Linked DNA regions of Homo sapiens: all the other regions are linked to region 4. A link is an interaction called in ENCODE POLR2A ChIA-PET data of the cell type or tissue named here. Cell type or tissue: PC-9. All regions are shown on one strand. Region 1 overlaps IL12RB2 (interleukin 12 receptor subunit beta 2). Region 2 overlaps GNG12 (G protein subunit gamma 12). Region 3 overlaps SGIP1 (SH3GL interacting endocytic adaptor 1). Region 4 overlaps IL12RB2 (interleukin 12 receptor subunit beta 2).

Region 1 (5,000 bases), 51 kb after region 4:
CAAAGCAGGACTGCTCAGTAACTCTGGTCAGTGTTTCCATTCCCACCCTCAGTTGAGTGGCCTGTTTGGGGCCATTAAAGAAGCCCAGGTTTGACAGAAAAGGACTTAATCCTGTGACAATATAGGACTGCATCCAACTTTCCTTGGGGAGCCTCTTAGACTAGAGAGTCACTGAAGGTTTTGAGGTTGGCTTTTGATGACTACCATCTGACATCAAGTTATAGAAGCTTCTAGTGCTTACCTTTTTGCTTTCTCTTTCTTTCCTTCCTTTCTTTTCTTTCTTTCTTTCTTTCTTTCTTTCTTTCTTTCTTTCTTTCTTTCTTTCTTTCTCTTTCTTTTTTCTTTCCTTCTTTCTTCTTTCTCTTTCTCTATTTTCTCTTTCTCCTTCCTTCCCTCCTTCCCTCCCTCTCTTCCATCCTTCCTTCCTTCCTTCCTTCCCTTCCTTCTTTGTCTTGCTCTGTCACCCAGGCTGGAGTACTATGGCACGATCTCAGCTCACTGCAACCTCTGCCTCCCGGGTTCAAGGGATTCTCCTGCTTCAGTCTCCCAAGTAGCTGAGATTACAGGTGGGCATCACCACACCCAGCTGATTTTTTTGTATTTTGGTAGAGACAGGGTTTCACCATGTCTGCCAGGATGGTCTCAAACTCCTGGACTTCAGTGATCTGCCCACCTCGACCTCCCCAGGTGCTGGGATTAGGGATTATGGGATTATTACTGGCGTAAGCCACTGTGCCTTGCCCTTTTTGGTTTCTTCTAAGCCAGTTCCAACCCCAAGCATCCTTCTTGGGCCCACAATTCTGGCTACACAAAAGGAAACATTTTCTAAACAATAAGAGATGTTCAACCATGGCATGGGCAGACTACAAAGTGAGATTCTCCCTGTCCCAGAATATCCCCACTGAGACATCTGTCTGTCCTGGCAGGAGTAGGAGCCATGTTTATAATGAAAGGAAGGCTGAACTAGAAGAGCTTTGAAGTCCCTCCAAATTCCAAGACCTCATTATAGAACCTAAGCCTTGTGAAGATAGAAATAAAATCAGGGCAGCAGAGAAGAAATCACATACTCACATTTACCAAGCATCACTCATGGCCAACACATACTTATTTTGACTTCACTCTGGTGCTGGTTTCAGAGAACCAAGATGATGTCCACTATAAACTCTGTTTGTTACAGTGAAAAGCACGCAGGCATGGAGCTTTCACTGTCAGGATAAACACGCATCATGCAGCACTGCTGAATTTTACACTGGTGGCCCTTGTGATTTTTACATTTGTGTCCTCTCATTTGCTGATCCCCACAATGGTCTTGTCAGCTTTGCAGATACCTGTATCATTACCCTCATTCTACTGAGAGAAACCCTTGAGTTGAGAGGCGTGGAATAGATTAACACGTAGCATATCTTTCCAGATCACTGTTGAGGACATTTTTGGAGGAGAAACCTTTACATGAGAGGAGGAATTTTGGTTTTAACCAGTCACTTGCTCGTGAAAAGGAAATAATTAGGCTGGGTTCTTCTATAATATTCACAAATTATGGCTGTTCTAAATGTCCTGCTTTGAGAATTGTCTTGCTATTGAAAGTAGATTCATTTTAAAATAAATTTTGAGCTGCAGTGTTAGTTTCAAAGTGAAGAGCCTGATCATGATTCACCAGGCTATTTATAGTAGTCTCTTCTTATACCAGACGTTTTATGTGTGTGTGAGAGAGACAGGGAGGAGAAAGAAGAAGAAATCACTCATTTCTTAAAACTGAAGAAGTGTGCAATGATCAAAACCCATCATGTGAACCCCATCAGAGGACTTTATAATTGTTATTCTTACTCTTCTGGTTTTGTGCTCATTCAGATTCATAATTCCAAAACTTTCTATCCTCAACTGGAAGAGGTGTAGTGAAGAGGATGTGAGTCCTGAGAAATAAAGAGTGCAGTTCACCAGGAAACCTCTTATGAGCATGCCAATCAGTAGCTCAATTCGAATCGCACAGCATTTTCCTTCAACAAAGATGAGTCACGATGCAGCAGTTCTGGATAAGGTTTCAGTCTCAGGTCTGTGCTCAGTAGCTGGGTGACTTTGGGCAAGAACTTCCTCTCTTTCCTCTCTCTGATACTCGTTTTTTCATTCACTCATTCATTCGTTTTCTCATTCACTGGTAAGTGGGCGTACCAGTACTTACCTCAGGGGATTTTTGTGAGGATTAAATAAAATGGTAATGCCAGCTTTCAGTGCTTTGTGAAACTTTCGCATTCTATGATAATGTCAGGCTTCACTGTTTTCTGGAAAGTTGTCTAATTTACTACTGTTTTATTACCATTCCTGAGGAAGGGCTGCTTTCTATTCCTGTTTGTATGATTTTCTTTTTTTTTTTTTTTTGAAACGTAGTCTCACTCTGTCACCCAAGCTCGAGTGCAGTGGCATGATCTTGGCTCACTGCAACCCCTGCCTCCCGGGTTCAAGTGATTCTCGTGCCTCAGCCTCCCCAGTAGCTGGGATTACAGGCGCATGCCACCATGCCCGGCTAATTTTTGTATTTTCAGTAGAGACGGGGTTTCACCATGCTGGCCAGGCTGGTCTCTAACCCCTGACCTCAAGTGATCCGCCTGCCTTGGCCTCCCAAAGTGCTGGGATTACAGGCGTGAGCCACTGCACCTGGCCTGTTTGTATTATTTTCTACCACTATTACTATTCCTAAAGTAGAGCAGCTTTCTTTCCTCCTTCTCCCTCTTCAATGACTTAACAAACATTATTAAATATCCACATCCACAGCTTTTTCATCTTTTGTTTCCCAAAGAGTGAATAAGTGAAGTGACATGGTTACTGCTGGGCATATTTATGTAGGAGAGGTGGGGGTGGGCAGAAAGGGGACAACAGTCAGAAGAGATGAAGTAGTTGGGGTCAGAGGGTGGAAATGCCAGGGATGGAAAAAGACCTTGATCTTATAGGAAGTGGGATTGAAACGATGTGACTGTGTGGAAGAAGGAACTCAGCTCTCACCCCTATCCACCAAAGGCACATGACACTGTGGTGTGTCATGAATGTGAGAAAATGAGCTCTAGCAAAATCATTGAAGCTTCATATAAAAGCCACTATGCAAATAGGTCTTTTTCTGCCTTCAGTTTTATTCCCTTGAGTTTTAAGTTGACGCTTAAAACTCACCTTCCAGAAAAGAGAAATCTGTTGTCTACTGTAGTCAATGTGCCGTTTCATGTACCAGACATCTAACATCCCAGTAGGCTCTGTTTCAAAGGAGAAAAAAAGACATATTTTCATATATTTACTACTTTGAAAGTTAACTGGTCATTCAGTAAACAATTCTGGAAGAGTAGAATTAGAGGATAACTTCAATTATTTGTGTGTGTCCCAGTATTTTTTCTTTTTCTTGTTTAACAATGAACATATATATCTTTGGCCAAAAAGTCAGAAAAACAAGGTTACCTTAAAAACAAATTTAAAAAAAAATGATGAGGAATTTGTTTCTTAACTTACTTTTTTTTTTTTTTTTTTTTTTTTTTTTTTTTTTTTTGAGACAGGATCTTGCTCTGTTGCCTCGGCTGGAATGCAGTGATGCAGTGGCACGATCTCAGCTCACTGCAACCTCCACCTCCCAGGCTCAAGCAATCCTCCTGCCTCAGCCTCCCACATAGCTGGGACTACAGGTGCGTACCACCACGCCTGGCTAATTTCTGTATTTTTTATACAGACAGGCTTTCATCATGTTGCCCCGGCTGGTCTTGAACTCCTGAGCTCAAGAGATCCACCCACCTTGGCCTCCCAAAGTGCCGGGATTACATAGGCATGAGCCACTGCACCCGGCCTTAACTTACTCTTAAAACATGTGTTATTAAAATAACCCAAGGAAAGTACATGTGGCTTTAGCACCATAAGACAGAGCAAAAAAATAAAAATAAAGTATATGTGGTTCTTTTCTTTTCTTTTCTTTTCTTTTTTTTTTTTTTTTACTAGAATGCAGAAAGAATTCTCAACAGAGAAGATACAACTCATATAGAAAAACACTTTTTGGTCTTGTAAAAATACACTAATATAAATGACAAACCTTGTGTTCATCTCCATTCCTAGACTTATCATGGTATAGTACAATTATTTGGTGTGTGATCATTAGACAATGATGTACTTAAAGGGAAGTCCTATCTCATTTAATATGCCACATACCCAGCGCAGCACTTAGAATATAATAGGCTCCTAATAATTGTTAAGTAATGAATGAACAAATCATGTGATATTATCTATTTAATGCCAAAACACAGGCTGAACTGATTAAATAAATAACCACCAATCTGTAAGACAATGGTCAAATATGGCCCAACTTAATTTCAACCAAACATACTTGCAAAGAGACTAAATAATCAACTCCTGTATGTGTAAGTGTGAGTGTGTGTGTGCATGAGTTCATGCTCACGTGAGTGAGTGAAGTCATTTTGTTTCCTCTACCATCAAGTCACTTAGATTTGTTTTGATTTACAGCCAGGAGTGGAACCAGCAGAAACAACTCCTGAAAACAGGCTTCAGCTGCACCAAGCTAATTTCCTCAACAGTGAAACTTAGAGTGTATTTGAGGGGAGGCTGCGCTGGGGTTTTTTCCTAGGTTAGAAAGTTCCATCTAACCAGATGGAAATTTCTAGAAAATTAAGTCCCACCACCTGGATAACAGGAGATAAGAGAAGAGCAAAAGAGAAAGAAAGGGAGCGTAAGTACCCACATGTAGAGGGCAGGTGCTGTGTGGGCCCATCCACAGCTCCATCTCCCCTCCTCCTGCAGTAGTCAGTGTGAGCTTCAGAGCCAGGTCTGCGGGGTAAGCCCAGCTCTGTGACTTTGAACAAATGCTAACCACATCCTTCGGCTAGCTCCCTCATCTGTCAGATGAGGGTGATAATTCCACATATCACACAGGGTGGAGTGGGAATTTCAGTGGAGCGTGCTGACACATGGTGAGTGCTCAGCAAGTGTAGCTCTTGCTGTTTCCCGCATTTGAAAACTGAAGT
Region 2 (5,000 bases), 410 kb before region 4:
AATTGTTGGTTTTTCCATTTGTTCAGCTTTTTAGTTGTTAGGAGCGAGTGACAACAACTAAACTCCTTGCTTGCCCAACTGGCTAAATGTTTATTTTTCAAATGCATTTTTATGATAAAGACACTATGGAGTCATATCAGTTGTCTCAACTGGACAGAGTTAATGTGCACCTAGCATTTTCTCAGTGCACGCTGAAAGTACAGCTTCTCCAGCTGAGTGCTTGGAAAGTTTTTGGTTTTTGTTTCTAATGGCACGAAGTTGTCTTCATAACTAGAAAAGATGGGGAATTATTTCACTAAAGCACTTTGGTTGCCTTTTCTAAGTCTAGGGTCAGTGGGAAGTAAGAAGGCATAATATTAATTAACTGATTTTTATTTGAAGAGGTTACTGGAGAAAGTAATAGTATCATGTTGCTTAATTCCACCAGGAATTCATGCCATGTGACCTCAGCTGCAGGGCCCCAGTGGGAACAGGATTTCTTCCCTCCTGCTCTCTACTGAGGCCCTGCCCTCATCTCTTGACCACAACCTTTAACCTGCTTTCTCAGCTTCTGCCTATCCCTCTTCTTTCTCTCTTGTTTGCCAAAGCCAGCCGTTCTGCCTGGACTCCATCCATCCTGTTGTCTAGATTCCTTACCCACCATCATCTCCTCTCCAGTTGCGTGTTTTTTGCTTCACTGCTGTTTCATTCAAATAACGTGGGCTTGTTTTGTTTTGTTTTGTTTTGTTGGTACACTTGCTGTGTAGCAGAAACATCATTCCCTCCTCTAACAGATGTGTTCAGGCCTGCCTCCTCTGCTCATGGTTATGATAATTAAACCCTTACCCTGTGTCAGACTTGTGCTAAGTATTCATCTTGCATCATTTACCACTGACTAGTTATGGGACATTGGATATGCTATCTACATTTTCTAAGCATCTCTAAAAAGGGAACATAACTTCGTAAGGTTGTTGTGAAGATAAAAGTAAAATAATGCTCGCAAAGCACTTAACACAGGGCCTGATATGTTGTACACACTCATTATAGATATGGCACAGGAGGCTCACCCATGAAGAAAGGGAGAAAAGTCATTGTCACCACTGTTTCCTCGTGATTTGCTTCTGCAGTCAGTCCTTCCAGGCTGCTGTTCTCTCACTCCTTTTACCGAATCACCTTCCTCCAGATCAGTGCTTCTCAACCTTTTTTTCATTGTCACCATATAAGGAGAAACATTAAGATAAATTAACTTAAAAAAAATTTTTTTTTTAATTTATAGAGATGAGGTCTCACTATGTTGTCTAGGCTGGTCTTGAACTCCCAGCCTCAAGCAATCCTCCTGTCTCAGGCTTCCAAAGTGCTGGGATTATAGGCATGAGCCACTGTGCCCAACCAACTAACTTTAAATTAAAATTTTCTCCCTAATGGGATAAATATCAAGGAATAAAATTTTGGGGATGTAGGATTGAGCTTTGGAGGGCCATAGACCAATGTAATCTAAGAAATGTTTTACTTGTATCCCCTGAGAACCAGCTTCTACTCCCTAGTGGGGGCAATGTCCCTCCAAGGAGAATGCCCACGTTAGACCCCCACCAGTGTTTTCTTTGCGAAATGCACTAGCTTTTTCTGGACTTCATCATTCTTGGTCTCTCTTAACACCTCTTAGCTCCTCTTGCTGCTGCTTCTGTTATAGCTTCATGTCTGCTTTCCTGGCTTCATCAACCATACAACAGGGACTGAGCGTCTGCTGTGTGCAGAGATGTCCAGGACAAGGGTCATGTGTAGGGAGAGAGAGAGACACCCAGCTTTGCTATAGCAGGAAACCAACCAGGGAGTGGTGGGCAGGAGTAAAGTCCAGTGGGAGCCCTGAGAAAGGAATGAACTGAGGCTGTCTAGACAGGGGCAGAGGGTAGTGTGTGTGTGCTGGGGCATAGAGGATGCAGCAGCAGGGCAAAGAGAGGTAGCCTGGGACACTACTGCCTCGGGATGGTGAGAGAGCCCGGGCCTTAAATGATGCTCTCCCTAATGATTTTTTGTTTTGTTTTCCCATAATCTTAATATATGACCTTAAAAATAACAAGTGCCACTTTTTGAGAAACTTTGCTTCTGGGAAAGAGGCAGTGAGAGCAGAGCATGCAGAAGTCTGGAGCCTGAAAGCATGAAATCTCATGGCAGAGCAGCAGGAGTGGCTGGCTGGAGATGGGGCTGTAGAGCCAATATGTGCCTGGCCGACAAGGGTTTGGAACCAATTAAATGGTTTTAAGTAGGTGCGTCCTTTTTGTCTCTCAGATCCTGTTTTCTCTCATTTTTCCATTTGCCCTAATTTACAATATCACATGTCCTGCAAACAATATTGATCTTTCACCCTGTGCCCTTCTTCCTTCATCCATTCCTTCCCTTTAGAGAACCTCCAGGTCTTTGCCCTTTGGTAGCTACAGTACCAGCCTCCTTGGCCCCTTCATATGAGTTCATTCCTCTGGTCACCCAGGCTTGAAATCATGAAATGATCTAATGCCTTTTTCTCATTCTCTGGTCAAGAAACCACAAGCAGGGCTTATAGATTTGCTCTCCCTCTGGCACTGCCCAGGTTCACCCAGGCATTCCACAGATATTTCCTTCCCTCAGCCATATTTCCTCCCCTGTACCTCCCTCCTTTTTCTTCCTCACCCCCCTTCCTTCTTTTTTCCTTCCCCCTTCCCTTCCTTCCTCCCTTTTCTTCCACTTTTTTATAGGCAAAATTTATTGAGCGAAGAACGATGCTGGTTGTCTTGTATACATTTTTTCATTTAAACCTCACAGCAACTCTATGAAATTATAGATTATTATCATCCCATTCTGCAGATACGGAACGTAATAATCATACAGGAAAGGTAATTTCTCCAAATTCACACCGTTAAGCGAGAATTTGGGGAAACCTGTGAGGTCTGACACTCCCCACCAAATTAGGCTTTTTCACTGAGAATGCTGAAATAGGACACAAATTGCTCTCTCCTCTTCCTTTTGTTCTCCACTCCAAGCCATCCCAGGTATCGCTGGGTATAATCTTTCGACAGCACGAATGTACTCATGTTACCGTCTTTATAAAAACTTCTTGGTTCATAGACTAACTGCACCAACATCCAAGCCTCCCACTGTATGGCCTGAGTTTCTATCACTTTGAAGAAATCAGCATGTAGGGAAGCGCATGGGATTTGGTGCCCAAAGACCTGGGTTCAATCCTGTGGCCACCACTTCCTAGCTATGTGACCTTGAACAGATAATTCATTTCTCTGAGCCTCATTCATATATTCATTCAGTGAATATTTATTGTGTGCTTTCCATGTGCTGACCACTGTGTGAGAGTTCCACATATTCATGAGTGAAGAAAATGGGCATGATCCCTGCCTTCCTTGGCAGGGATGCATAGGTGAGGATGATAAGACCCATCTTCTGGGACCGTTTTGAGGAAGCGACAGGTAATTTGCACATAGTACACCTGGCTGTATGGAAGACGCTACTCAACTGAGGTTGTGCTTCTCTGTTCTGCTCTAGGAAAGTTTCCTGCCCATTTCTGGCTCTTTGCTTTGTCTTGTGCTCCTCCTAACCTCCTTTACCTTTAAACATCCAGTGTAGTCTTGGTGGCTCAAACGAAAAGGTCTCCTAGACCTTTCCAGAACCTCCCTCCATAATATGAAGTTACATTTGTTTATTGAGATATTCAAGAACATTTATTAAATACTTTTTAAAACTGTTTTCAGTGTGTGGTACATAGACCCTAGGGGTCTCCATGATCCTTTCAAGGAGTTCACAAGGTCAAGTTTAAAATCATATTAAGATATTATTTGACGTTTTCATTGTGTTGACATTTGGAATGATGTTACAAAAACAGAGGTGGATAAAACTGCTAATTAAACAAGGCAGTAGTAATATCCCTTATCATCACACACTCAAAAAAACCAAAATGCCATTTTCACTTAAGAATGTCCTTGAAGCAGTAAAAATTAAGTCTCATAATTTTGAGAGCACATTTAAAAAATTCTCTGTGACATAATAAGGAAACTAAAGCTCTTCTGCTGGTAATAAAGTATGTCTCAAGGAAAAATGCTTGTGTGATTATTTCAATTGCAAGTTGAACCTGCCATCTTTTCACCTGACACTGCTTTTGCTTGAAAGAATGTCTGACAAGCTCTGATTATTCAGACTTGGATATTTGGCAGACATTTTCTCAAAAAAGAATAGTCTGTCACTTCAAGAAAAATGATTATATTTATTGCTAAAATAATAAAAATTCAAGCCAAACTTGGAATTTTGGAATACTTGTATCTGCCACCATGAGCTTGACCACTTCCCCATATTTCGACTTTGCTGATGAGATCAGGGATGACGTTAATGAGTACATTTTCAATATTGTATAATGTAATGTGTCAACATTTGGAAAACCTGTATAATTCAGTGAACCAATATTTTTCAGTGAACAATGTGTGATGTTAAAAACTCTGCATGGGTTAAAGTTCTGTTCCAATGCAAGAGAGACTAATCAATTTTAATATAGCAGAATACGGGAAGTTCATTGAAAGGATTTCAGCCAGCCTGTAAGAAGCCACTACTTATCAAGTTTTGGTTTAGTTTCAAAGAAGAATATCCACACATACCTTAAAAGACTTTTCATCTGTATCTGTGTGAGGCCAGACTCTTCATACACTAAAACTACAAAAACATGTCACAAAAATTGGATTTAGAAGCAGAAACCAAAAAAAACCAGCTGTCTCCTATTAAAAAGGTGTGCAAAGAGAATTGAAATTAAAGAGATTTACAAAACTGTAAAACAATTTTCACTAAAATTTCTTCTGTTTTGGAAAACATTGTTTTTATAAATGTTTTTGCCAAGATCTAATGAATTTATTACTATTATATTTTAATGGATTAATAAGTATTTTTTAATTTCTCAGTTTCAATTTCTAACAGTATATATCAGATTAAGCTAGTAATTGAAAGCTTTTTGGGATTATCAATTTTTTAGGGTCCTGAGACCAAAAAGTTTGAGA
Region 3 (5,000 bases), 850 kb after region 4:
GGCATAGTCCTTGGTTTTTGAGCAAGGAACAAAGCAGGTATAAGAATGTGCTATGCCTAAAAGAGAATAGTAATTAAGATTTATTGGGAGCTTAACATTTTATCTTAAGACTTCACCATCAACGCCTGCCTGAGTTACTGGCCTGCCAGCCTGTGCTACAAATTTTGGACCTGCCATGCCAGTCCCCACAATCATGTGAGCCAATTCCTTACTTAAAAATTCCTCTCTCTCTTTCTCTCTGTATGTATACACACACACACACACACACACACACACACACACACACACAATTTGTTCAGTTCTGTCTCTCTGGAGAACTCCAAGTGCTACAAGTGCACTTTCTGATTTAATTTTTTCAAACTTACATGTTTAAATTACCCATGAGAAAGACTGTTATCGTCACATCCACTTTCCTGAGGAGGAAACATGTTCACTAGCTCCCTAGAGTCACACACACAGGTTTAAGCTGGATCAGCCTGACTCCAAAGCTAGTGCTCTCATTCTCAACCTGCTGCATATGTGAAGGCTTCACTGAAGGCAGACAGTCTTTCGTTAGTCCACTTGAAAAGTCAGAACAGACTGTTTCCATATAGAGAAGGAATGGAATGGCAAGTCCAAGGGCAAGAGAATGGCAAGGAGCTCTGTCTGGCTGGGCCAGTGAGAGATGAGGCTGAAGGCAGCCTGTGTGTGAAAGCTTTGCACAGCACACTAAGGCATTTGGACTTCATCTTAGAAGCATGGTAAACAATCAAAGGCAGATGAGGAAATTGATGTCTTTTGTGGCTGTGAGGAGGATTCATTGGAAGGTGGAAGCAGCAAGGTCTGATCAGATGTGTTAGCAGGGGATGAAAGAGAGAGAACAGAGTCAAGAGCTATTTAGGAAAGACAATCTACAGCTCTTAAGGACCTACTGATGTAGGACAGGAAGGAAGGAGGAATTAGGAATTAATCCAAGCAGTGACTCTAGCTTGGCTACCTGGTAGACATAGTTCTTCAAATTAGTGCACAAGAAGGCTAAGAGAAATTTAATGGTTACAGTCAATAGCACAGGAGTAAGGTTCTACCTACAATCGGGCTTAGAGACCATTTCAGGCCATTGTTACCAGAACTGCTGCTGTGAGAAATTTTTGACATGTCATTTTTGGTGATTCACTAAGGGCATTTGTAAAGGTGGGTGCACAGGTAGATCACCTATATTCTAGTGGTTTTTTATATGTATGTTTGTTTTTGAGACAGAGTCTCCCTCTGTGGCCCAGGCTGGAGTGCAGTGATGTGATCATAGCTCACTGCAGCCTCCGCTTCCAAGGTTCAAGTGATTCTCCCGCCTCAGCCTCATGATTAGCTGGGAGTACAGGTGCGCACCACCATGCCCAGCTAATTTTTTTGTAATTTTAGTAGAGGCAGGGTCTCGCCATGTTGGCCAGCCTGGTCTATTAACTCCTGGCTTCAAGTGATCCACCTACCTCGGCCTCCCTAAGGGCTGGAATTACAGGTATGAGCCACCTCTCCCGGCCTGTATTCTGGTTTTATTCCCTGTATTTCAACTTTGGGAAACTGCTTGTGGTAAGGAATGCAAGGTAATATCATCTCATGTGCCAATTCCAATCAATTCACAGGAATTTCCTGGAATATGATGTTGAGATAGATACTAAAGCTAGGGAGAAAGATGGCTGTGATTGATTAGTGATGCCATACATGTTCAAGAAAGGGGTGGCCTAGCACATGGACATTGAGAATAAAGGATGATAGAGTATGCTTGTAACTTAATAGTATGGTGAAGAGGAGAAAGAAATCTGTAAGGCCTGTCTTCAGGAGAGGTACAGCAATAATCTACAGAAAAAGCAAAAGAGCAAGCAGTAATGTCTAGCCTCCAAAGGCTAAGAAATCCACAAGTAACACCCAATAGAACAATGGAAACTGTTCTATTTTATTATTAGTTATTATTGCCAATCTCTTACTGTGCCTAATTTATAAATTAAACTTTACCATGGGTATATAGGTTGAGAAAAAACTGTCTGAGAAAAAAACTGGCATCTGCACCACACTCTCTCAGATGTATATTTATTATTTCATTTGCTCTTCATAATGACTCTACGAGGTAGGTAGCCAGCATTATTCTCCCCTTACAAATGGGGAAGCTGAGGCCAACCGTTCCAGAACTCACTCAAGGTCACCCAGTCACAGAGGCGGTATAGTCCCTCTTCAAGTCCTGGCCCTTCCCCCCACACTGTACTGACTCACTGAGAAAATCAGGGGAGAGAGCTATAAATGGTCACATTGTATGTGTACTCAGTAGAACAATGACCCTGGGGACACATTCATTTGTGTCTCTTGGCAGTCACCCAGCCAGCCTCAGCACCTTTGAACGTGAAAAACACCATGGGCTCCAAGTCTTTGTCTATTCACAGTTTTGGAATCATTACTAAAATAAACTTTGACTTGTCCTCTTACAGAGAGAATAAAAATCCTTAGGTAAGTCTTTTCATTTGGCCTTGGTTTCTGCAACTCTAAAATGAGGTTGAACCCATTTGGTTAATCTTCAAATGATGGCACACATTATCATGTTTTCATGATAACAGCCACAGCTTTCATAAAATATCAGTGAACACCGAGCTGTCCTCCTCAGGGAAAAAAAAGGGCTTTTGTTCGTGGTGGGAACCAGGCTTTTTGATAAAACGTGTGGTAGAAGGTAAGCTGTGAAAGTTTAGAGTCCACTGGACTAGTGACATCACATCATGACGCTCTTCCTCAGAAAATTGTGGAAATTTTCTACTGAGCTACTGAAAAGAGCCCACTGGGATAAAATCCTTCTGTGTGAGGTGGCCTTCTTCAAGTTGATGACTGTTCTGAAAGATCATGACCTGATAATAAAATTAACTTGCTTAGTTCTGAAGAAGGCTTTTGAAACATCCAGTCAGATTTAAACAATCTGCTGTTTACTTGCCAGTCAGAGACCTAGGCCAAACACTTTGGATATGAGCAAGATTTTCCAGTTACGCCGTTATACAAATAAACAGCACTTAACTAGGAGTCAAGCCTGGCTGATAAGTGCTGGTTCTGCCACTAGTAAGGAGGTCACCTTGAGTGTCACTTAACCTTAGTGGGCCCTAGTTTCCTTCTGTTTAAAATAAGGATAGTAACACAAAAGTCCCTCCTTATCCAAGGTTTCATTTTCTGTGGGTTCAGTTACCCACAGTCAACAGTGATCTGAAAATATTAAATGAAAAATTATAGAAATAACCAATTCATAAGTTTTAAATTGCACACCATTTTGAGTAGTGTAATGAAATCTCGTGCCATCCTACTCCATCCTGTCTGGGACACGAATCAGTCCTTTGTCCAGTGTATCCACGCTGTCTACACTACCTGCTCTTAGTCACTTAGTAGTCGTCTCAGTCATCATATTGTTGCATATCGCAGTGCCTGTGTTCAAGGTCAATGGCAGCCTAACGCTGTGTCACAATGCATACGTCATTCACTCCACTTCATCTCATCATGTAGGCACTGTAACATCTCACATCATCAGAAGAGAGGTGCATACTGTATAACAAAATATTTTGAGACAGACACCGCATTCACATAACTTTTATTACAGCAGATTGTTATAACTGTTCTAAATTTTATTATTCGTTATTGTCGCCAATCTCCTACTGTGCCTTATTTACAAATTAACTTTACCATAGGTAAATTTAATTTTACCTGTGATAAAGGTAAAATGATCATAGGTAAAACTGATACCTACTGATTGATATCTATGAAGGTATATATATAATTATATATATAAATCATCTTTATCTCATATATATGTATAGGAAAAAGCATAGTGCATATAGGGTTTGGTAATATCTGTAGTTTCAGGCATCCGCTGGGGATCTTGGAACATATCCTCTGCAGATAAGGGAGGATTACCGTACTTATTCTTTCTACCACACAGAGACATTGCACGAATAAAATATGTACATGCTAATGTGGTATCATATACTAGACTCCATGCTTCTGAAGAAGGGGGACATTGTTGCCTTGTGTTTTGCTGCCATTTCATTGTGCCTAGTACAGCAACTGAGATATCAGAAACACTCCAGGTGTATCTGTTAGATGAATAAAGCATTTTTAAAACTTTTAAGCATGTGCAAATGTCACATAATCTTTGACAATGCCCTAAATGAGCTCAGTATTTTCCTCCTTAAATTGTTTGTTAAAGAGAAGAAACACAGGTAACTCCACACAAGCTTTCAAAAATCCTAAACCACTAGTCCTGACACATAACAGAAGTGGATATGAACCAAAAATAAAAATGAAAGTTTTTGGTATACACCAAAAAACATGTGAGTAGATGTGTAATTTTGATCCTGGAATGACACTTTCATGGCATTTACATCTTTTCTGTGAAAATGTTCAAGCCTAGAGTTGTTGCTGAGCTCTCAGCTGTAACTTTGGGCTTGGAATGGTGAGCTAAGACAAGGACATGACACTCATTCACTTATTAAATGTGTGAGAAGAATGAGCCCAAGGGGCACTGTCACAAGACATTCACAGAACGGGTATCTGAATGCTAGACTTCTGAATGCTCACCTGTCACTTGATCCATGGATCACATAAACTCATGCTGACTGACTTCTGCAAAAGGATGCCCACATGGGCAGACATTTTAATCTGTTTTGTTCACTACTGAGCTTATAGCACTTAGAATAATGCCTAGTGTGCATTCGATACAGAATATTTGATGAATAAATAAACAGTTCCAGACTAGGAGTTGCAGAAGAGGGTTGCCATAAATGCACTTTTTGTGTTCCAGTACAGCAAAGAGGCAAAAGTAAATTGTGGATGCAGAATAAACAACATAGAGAAAAATTAAACTAATAAAAGGTAGATAGTAATGCATTTGAATTATTTGTGTGTCAGGGATGAATATATTCTGAGGTGAGAGGAAAAGGAGTCAGTCATTAGAATTCAAACCTTGGAGGGAGTAGATGTGAGGAATCCTAATCATTCAGAAAATG
Region 4 (5,000 bases):
CCTTTCTAAAAACAGTCCACCTTCTTCAAGGGTCAAGCCACATGGGGTTCTAAGGCCGTCTCAAGGCTTTCATCCTCGAGGCCATATTTAAGCTGCTTAATTTTTAAAATTTTCTAATTCACTGGTTATTTTTGCAAAAAAATTATATGCACACAGTTTTCTTAAGATATTCTAGGCCAGGTGTGGTGGCTCATGCCTGTACTCCCAACACTTTGGGAGGCTGAGGCGGGTGGATCACTTGGGGTCACCAGCCTGGCCAACATGGTGAAACCCCATCTCTACTAAAAAAATACAAAAAAATTAGCCAGGCGTGGCAGCGTGCCCCTGCAGTCCCAGCTACTCAGGAGACTGAGGCAGGAGAATGGTGTGAACCCAGGAGGCGGAGCTTGCGGTGAGCCGAGATAGTGCCACTGCACTCCAGCCTGGCAACAAAGCGAGACTCCGTCTCAAAAAAAAAAAAAAAAAAAAAAAAAAGATATCTAAAAGTTCAAAGGGACTATGTAATGAAAATTAAGTGGCCTTCATACTCTCAACCCTCTCCCTGGAGGCAACCACCAGTATCCATTTCATATGTATCATAGTGGGCTTCCAGAAATATCCTGTGCCCATGCTGCAGATGTATGAGTGTGTGTAAAATCGCCCTCATTTTTATATAAATAAACCCACTTTGGACAATTGTGATAAATATTGCTCTTTTTACTTTTAAGTATCTTGTAGATCTTTAGGCACATATAGATCTATGTCATTTTTTTAGTTTTTGCCTAATACCCTATTGTATGGATGTACCCAAAAAGTTTAATTTGCATCCTGGTGCACCTTTACATTATGCCCGAGTTTTTGCTTCTATTGATAATGCTGCAATGAATACACTTATACTACACAACTTTGGGCATATGTATACCAATTTCTATCACCTTCCTCCTGTCTTACTTTTAATAAGTCTCTTCAGCTCAGAGGTGTAGACTGCTAGAAACTCTCTCCTCACCCCGTGTTTAAAGATCCTTTAAAATGTGTAGTGCAATGATAGGCAGCATATCCTGCTTGGATATGAGTCCAGGATCCACCATGTACTCGCTGACTAACATTGGGCAAGTTACGTAGTCCTCTGTGCCTCAATTTCCTCATGCGGAAAATGAAGATAATCATACAACCTCATGCCGGGCATGGTGGCTCACGCCTATAATCCCAGCACTTTGGGAGGCCGAGGCGGGTGGATCACGAGGTCAGGAGATTGAGACCATCCTGGCTAACACAGTGAAACCTCATCTCTACTAAAAATAAAAATAAAAAAAAATTAGCCGGGCATGGCGGCGGGCGCCTGTAGTCCTAGCTACTAGGGAGGCTGAGGCAGGAGAACGGCGTGAACCTGGAAGGTGAAGCTTGCAGTGAGCCGAGATTGCGCCACTGCACTCCAGCCTGGGCAACAGAACAAGACTCTGTCTCAAAAAAAAAAAAATCATACGACCTCATAGAGATGTTTATGGGTTAAATGTTAACGTATGAAAATGTTTTCAAAAGTGCCTGGTACATAGAAGATAATATATCTAAATTATAATAATGAATGTATAATATTATTATATAATTATATATTATATGACAGAATATAGAAAATATATAATTATATAACCTGTATATTATATATATAAAATAGTAATAACAGCAGTTTGTATACATATATATAAAACAGCAGTTTGTGTGTGTGTGTGTGTATAGACACACACACACACACACACACACACACTGCTGTTATTATCACTGTTTTTGCTGTTGTAACTTAATAGGGATGAAATCCCTCAGAGGAGACTTAAATTATGGGTCTTCTTGGGAAGAAAGTGAATGATCTTTGTCTTATATGACCCATGTGCTTTACATGGCATCTTATTTAATCCTCACAGTGGTAAGTAAGAATGATACTGTCAACTCCTGTTTTATTGAGGCTGAAACTTGGGCTCAGATAGTTGGGCAAGTTGCCCAAGAGTCACACACATAGTAAGTGGCAGAGGCAGGGGTGGCCTCTGGGCTTGATTTCAAAGGCACTAAACTATAGAGACTTAAATGCCTAAAGAATCTGTGGCTGGGATCCACTCTTTTTTTTTGAGTGGAGGTTGGGACTATGGACCACTGGCTTCTGGCCTGAGGAAGGGTGTGGATGACAGAACATACTCGGTAGTTGGAGAGAAGCATCTTGAGCAAGGAGTGTTATAAGGTCTTGGAAAGGGAGCCTGGAGTTGTCAAAGCCCCAGGTGATGGGAGGAATATTGACTTGCCACTTCTCTCTCCTATTTCTCCCCTTAAATGTAGTCTTCATATTCAGATACTTTCAACTTCCAGACCCTCCACCAGGGATGGCCCATCTTGCCCACTGTGAGCTTTCTCACCTTCTTTCCTGGGCTGCAGCAGTTCCCTTCACTTCCTTTACTCTCCCCTCTCTCATCTGCCAGCTGATCAACCTCTCCTTTAAAACCTTTTCTTTGCACAATGGAATGATGTACTGGCTTCTTGCCCAAACCAAAATAGTATGGGTTCTATTTATCTTTTCTATGCTTAGACAGGAAAATCAAAATCTTCAATTCTCTTGAATTTTGGATGACTCAATGCTCAGGCTAGTACTCAACAAATGGCAAAAAAAAAAAAAAAAAAAAGGAAAGTTTGCTTTCTTCTTTTGAAATAAGTTAGGTGAGGAGAACAGGAGAGCAGTTTGGTGAGAAGGGGAAAGTGAGGCATACTGAGGTATAAAAAGCTAGGGGGTTTTAGTCTTATGATCATAAACTTCAGAAGATTCCTGTGCCTGGTTTCTCTTAAGTTCAGGAATTAAAATGAGAATGATGACTCAGTGGTAGCCAAGCGTGAATAACTTAAGCTCAACCATAGGATCTCAGCACCCAGGCTTCCTCGTAACTACAATGGAAAACTTAGATGTGGTGATCACTAGAACTCCACTGACTGACCACAGAGGAATTGTACCTTACCTCTGCAATGGGATATTTCTTAGCGCAAGTGCTATTTGCTGGATCTGGAATTTCTCTGCTACACCACTGAGGTCTGAGGGCTGCTAGGAGAACAAACACCCTATAGATAAAGAAAACAGTGACATTTCCTTAGGTGTGCACACAGTGGCATGGAAGCACAGGTTCTCAGTGCAGTAACTTCAGTGTAAGGGCTGCTTTTGTATGCAAATAAAAGATAAACACTGAAAGACAAAGATGATTTATCATCCAAGACTACGGTAGTTTTCTGTAAAATTACAACACAGCCACTTGAGGTTTGCTAAATAAACCATGGAACTTTTGATCAACCTAATATTTAGCAATCTATCACTAGCCAGCTATGCATTCATTCAACAAATATTGATTGAACCCCTAATATGTGACCAGCACAATGCTACCTGCCAAGCATTGAAGATGACATGTTCCCTACCCTTACTATTTAGCTAATTAGAATATTTACAAAGAGTTTGTAATGACAGGTAAATTATGTGAACAGTTGAAAAAAAGACGGGATTCAAAATGGTATAAATAGCTTGAACACAACCATGTTAAAAATGCCAAGAAAAAAGTATTATAGGGAAATATCTGAAATATCTATTAACAGTGATTGTATTTGGCAATAAGAGGAAATACAGGTCTTTTATGATGTAGAAGGAAAAATCCTAAAAACATTTCTTATAAATGCATGTGACTTATTTTTTTTAAAGTTCATGAACAATATGAAACATTTTTAAAGACTTGGCTTTCATAAGCTTTGATTTTTTTTTTTTTTTAAAAGTATGCTTTACAATTTGTCTAACCTTTTGAAGTAAGAGATGTGGCCATGTGACTAGGTTTTCTCCAAAGAAATATGAGCAGAAGTGTCTGTGATCTCATAGAGATCATGCAGATGAGGACAATACCTAAGGGATGGTATGCCAAAAAGATGGAAGAAAACTGAGTCCACAAATAACTATGGAGCACAGCTGCCCACCAGTCTGGATACCTTACCTCAGGGCTGTTATATGGAAGATAAATAAAGTATTATTTAAGCCACTGTGCTTTGGGTCCTCTTTTTTTTTTTAAGGCAGTTTAGCCTGCACTGTAACTGATCTTCACAATTTCCATGAAGAGGATGCATGTGATCCTAGTTGACTCCTTTTGAATTAAACTTTTTCAAAGTCTACCCAAAGAGAGCTTCACGTTGAAGTATCTATCACACATTAGATCTTCAATAAATGTACAGCCTGTTAGACAAGTTCAATGGCTGGTAGAATGACTTTGAGTTAGAGGTCAAAAGACCTCTTCTCTTACTTTACACAGCATTTGAAGAAAACTTTGTATTGAATAACCAACTCATTAAAAATCTTTTCTTTGAAAAATAATACATGTTTACTAAGGAAATTCTAAAAATATAATTAAACAAGAAAAACTAAAATCACCTACAATTATATCCCCAGATATAAACACCATTAATATTGTGGTTTAGGCTGGGTGCGGTGGCTCACGCCTGTAATCCCAGCACTTTGGGAGACTGAGGTGGGTGGATCATGAGGTCAGGAGTTTGAGACCAGCCTGGCCAACATGGTGAAACCCCATCTCTACCAAAAATACAAAAAGTAGCTGGGCGTGGTGGCGGGCACCTGTAGTCCCAGCTACTCAGGAGGCTGAGGCAGGAGAATCGATTGAACCCAGGAAGCAGAGGCTGCAGTGAGCCAAGATCATGCCACTGCACTCCAGCCTGGGCGACAGAGTGAGACTCTGTCTCAAAACAAAACAAAACAAAAATATTGTGGTTTATATCCTTGGGGCACAGAGTAATTGCCACCCAATATTCATTTTCCCCTCCTTCTTAGGAAGAGGACCCAGATTTACTAGGACGACAATGCACTTGGCTGAAGTACCACAGTTTTGTTTTCTTTTCTTGCAGCTCTACCTCAAAGGAAAGACCACAGTGTTTTTTTTGTTCTTATTGCCGTTTTAGGCTGGAGTGCAGTGGCGCAATCTCAACTTACTACAACCTCTGCCTCCTGT

What was found. ChIA-PET counts read pairs that join two places held together with the same protein. Peaks named below come from ENCODE experiments on the same cell type or tissue, not always from the same donor. Only the 100,000 strongest peaks of a DNase experiment are listed, where the experiment ranks them.
Region 1: POLR2A ChIA-PET joins it to region 4 with 5 read pairs; 9 of 35 experiments call an interaction of 5 or more read pairs at or near these places.
Region 2: POLR2A ChIA-PET joins it to region 4 with 5 read pairs; 1 of 35 experiments calls an interaction of 5 or more read pairs at or near these places.
Region 3: POLR2A ChIA-PET joins it to region 4 with 7 read pairs; 1 of 35 experiments calls an interaction of 5 or more read pairs at or near these places.

What each region holds. Positions count from the first base shown.
Region 1 is chr1:67,336,860-67,341,859 of GRCh38, reverse strand. IL12RB2 (interleukin 12 receptor subunit beta 2) reads right to left here. Exons shown (of 17, transcript NM_001374259.2): 9 at 3,157-3,236. Among named protein-coding and RNA genes, the nearest start is that of IL12RB2, 31 kb to the right of the region's middle. RefSeq lists an enhancer at 2,875-2,954. In PC-9, no CTCF peak of the experiment used is centred here; a DNase peak (open chromatin) is centred at 1,999.
Region 2 is chr1:67,799,602-67,804,601 of GRCh38, reverse strand. All of the region lies in intron 1 of GNG12 (G protein subunit gamma 12), which reads left to right. Among named protein-coding and RNA genes, the nearest start is that of GNG12-AS1, 30 kb to the left of the region's middle. In PC-9, no CTCF peak of the experiment used is centred here; a DNase peak (open chromatin) is centred at 2,501.
Region 3 is chr1:66,540,918-66,545,917 of GRCh38, reverse strand. All of the region lies in intron 1 of SGIP1 (SH3GL interacting endocytic adaptor 1), which reads right to left. Among named protein-coding and RNA genes, the nearest start is that of SGIP1, 9.3 kb to the right of the region's middle. In PC-9, no CTCF peak of the experiment used is centred here; DNase peaks (open chromatin) are centred at 2,277 and 2,927; H3K27ac peaks cover 1,373 bases.
Region 4 is chr1:67,388,098-67,393,097 of GRCh38, reverse strand. IL12RB2 (interleukin 12 receptor subunit beta 2) reads right to left here. Exons shown (of 17, transcript NM_001374259.2): 16 at 2,970-3,069. Among named protein-coding and RNA genes, the nearest start is that of SERBP1, 40 kb to the left of the region's middle. In PC-9, no CTCF peak of the experiment used is centred here; a DNase peak (open chromatin) is centred at 2,887; H3K27ac peaks cover 1,313 bases.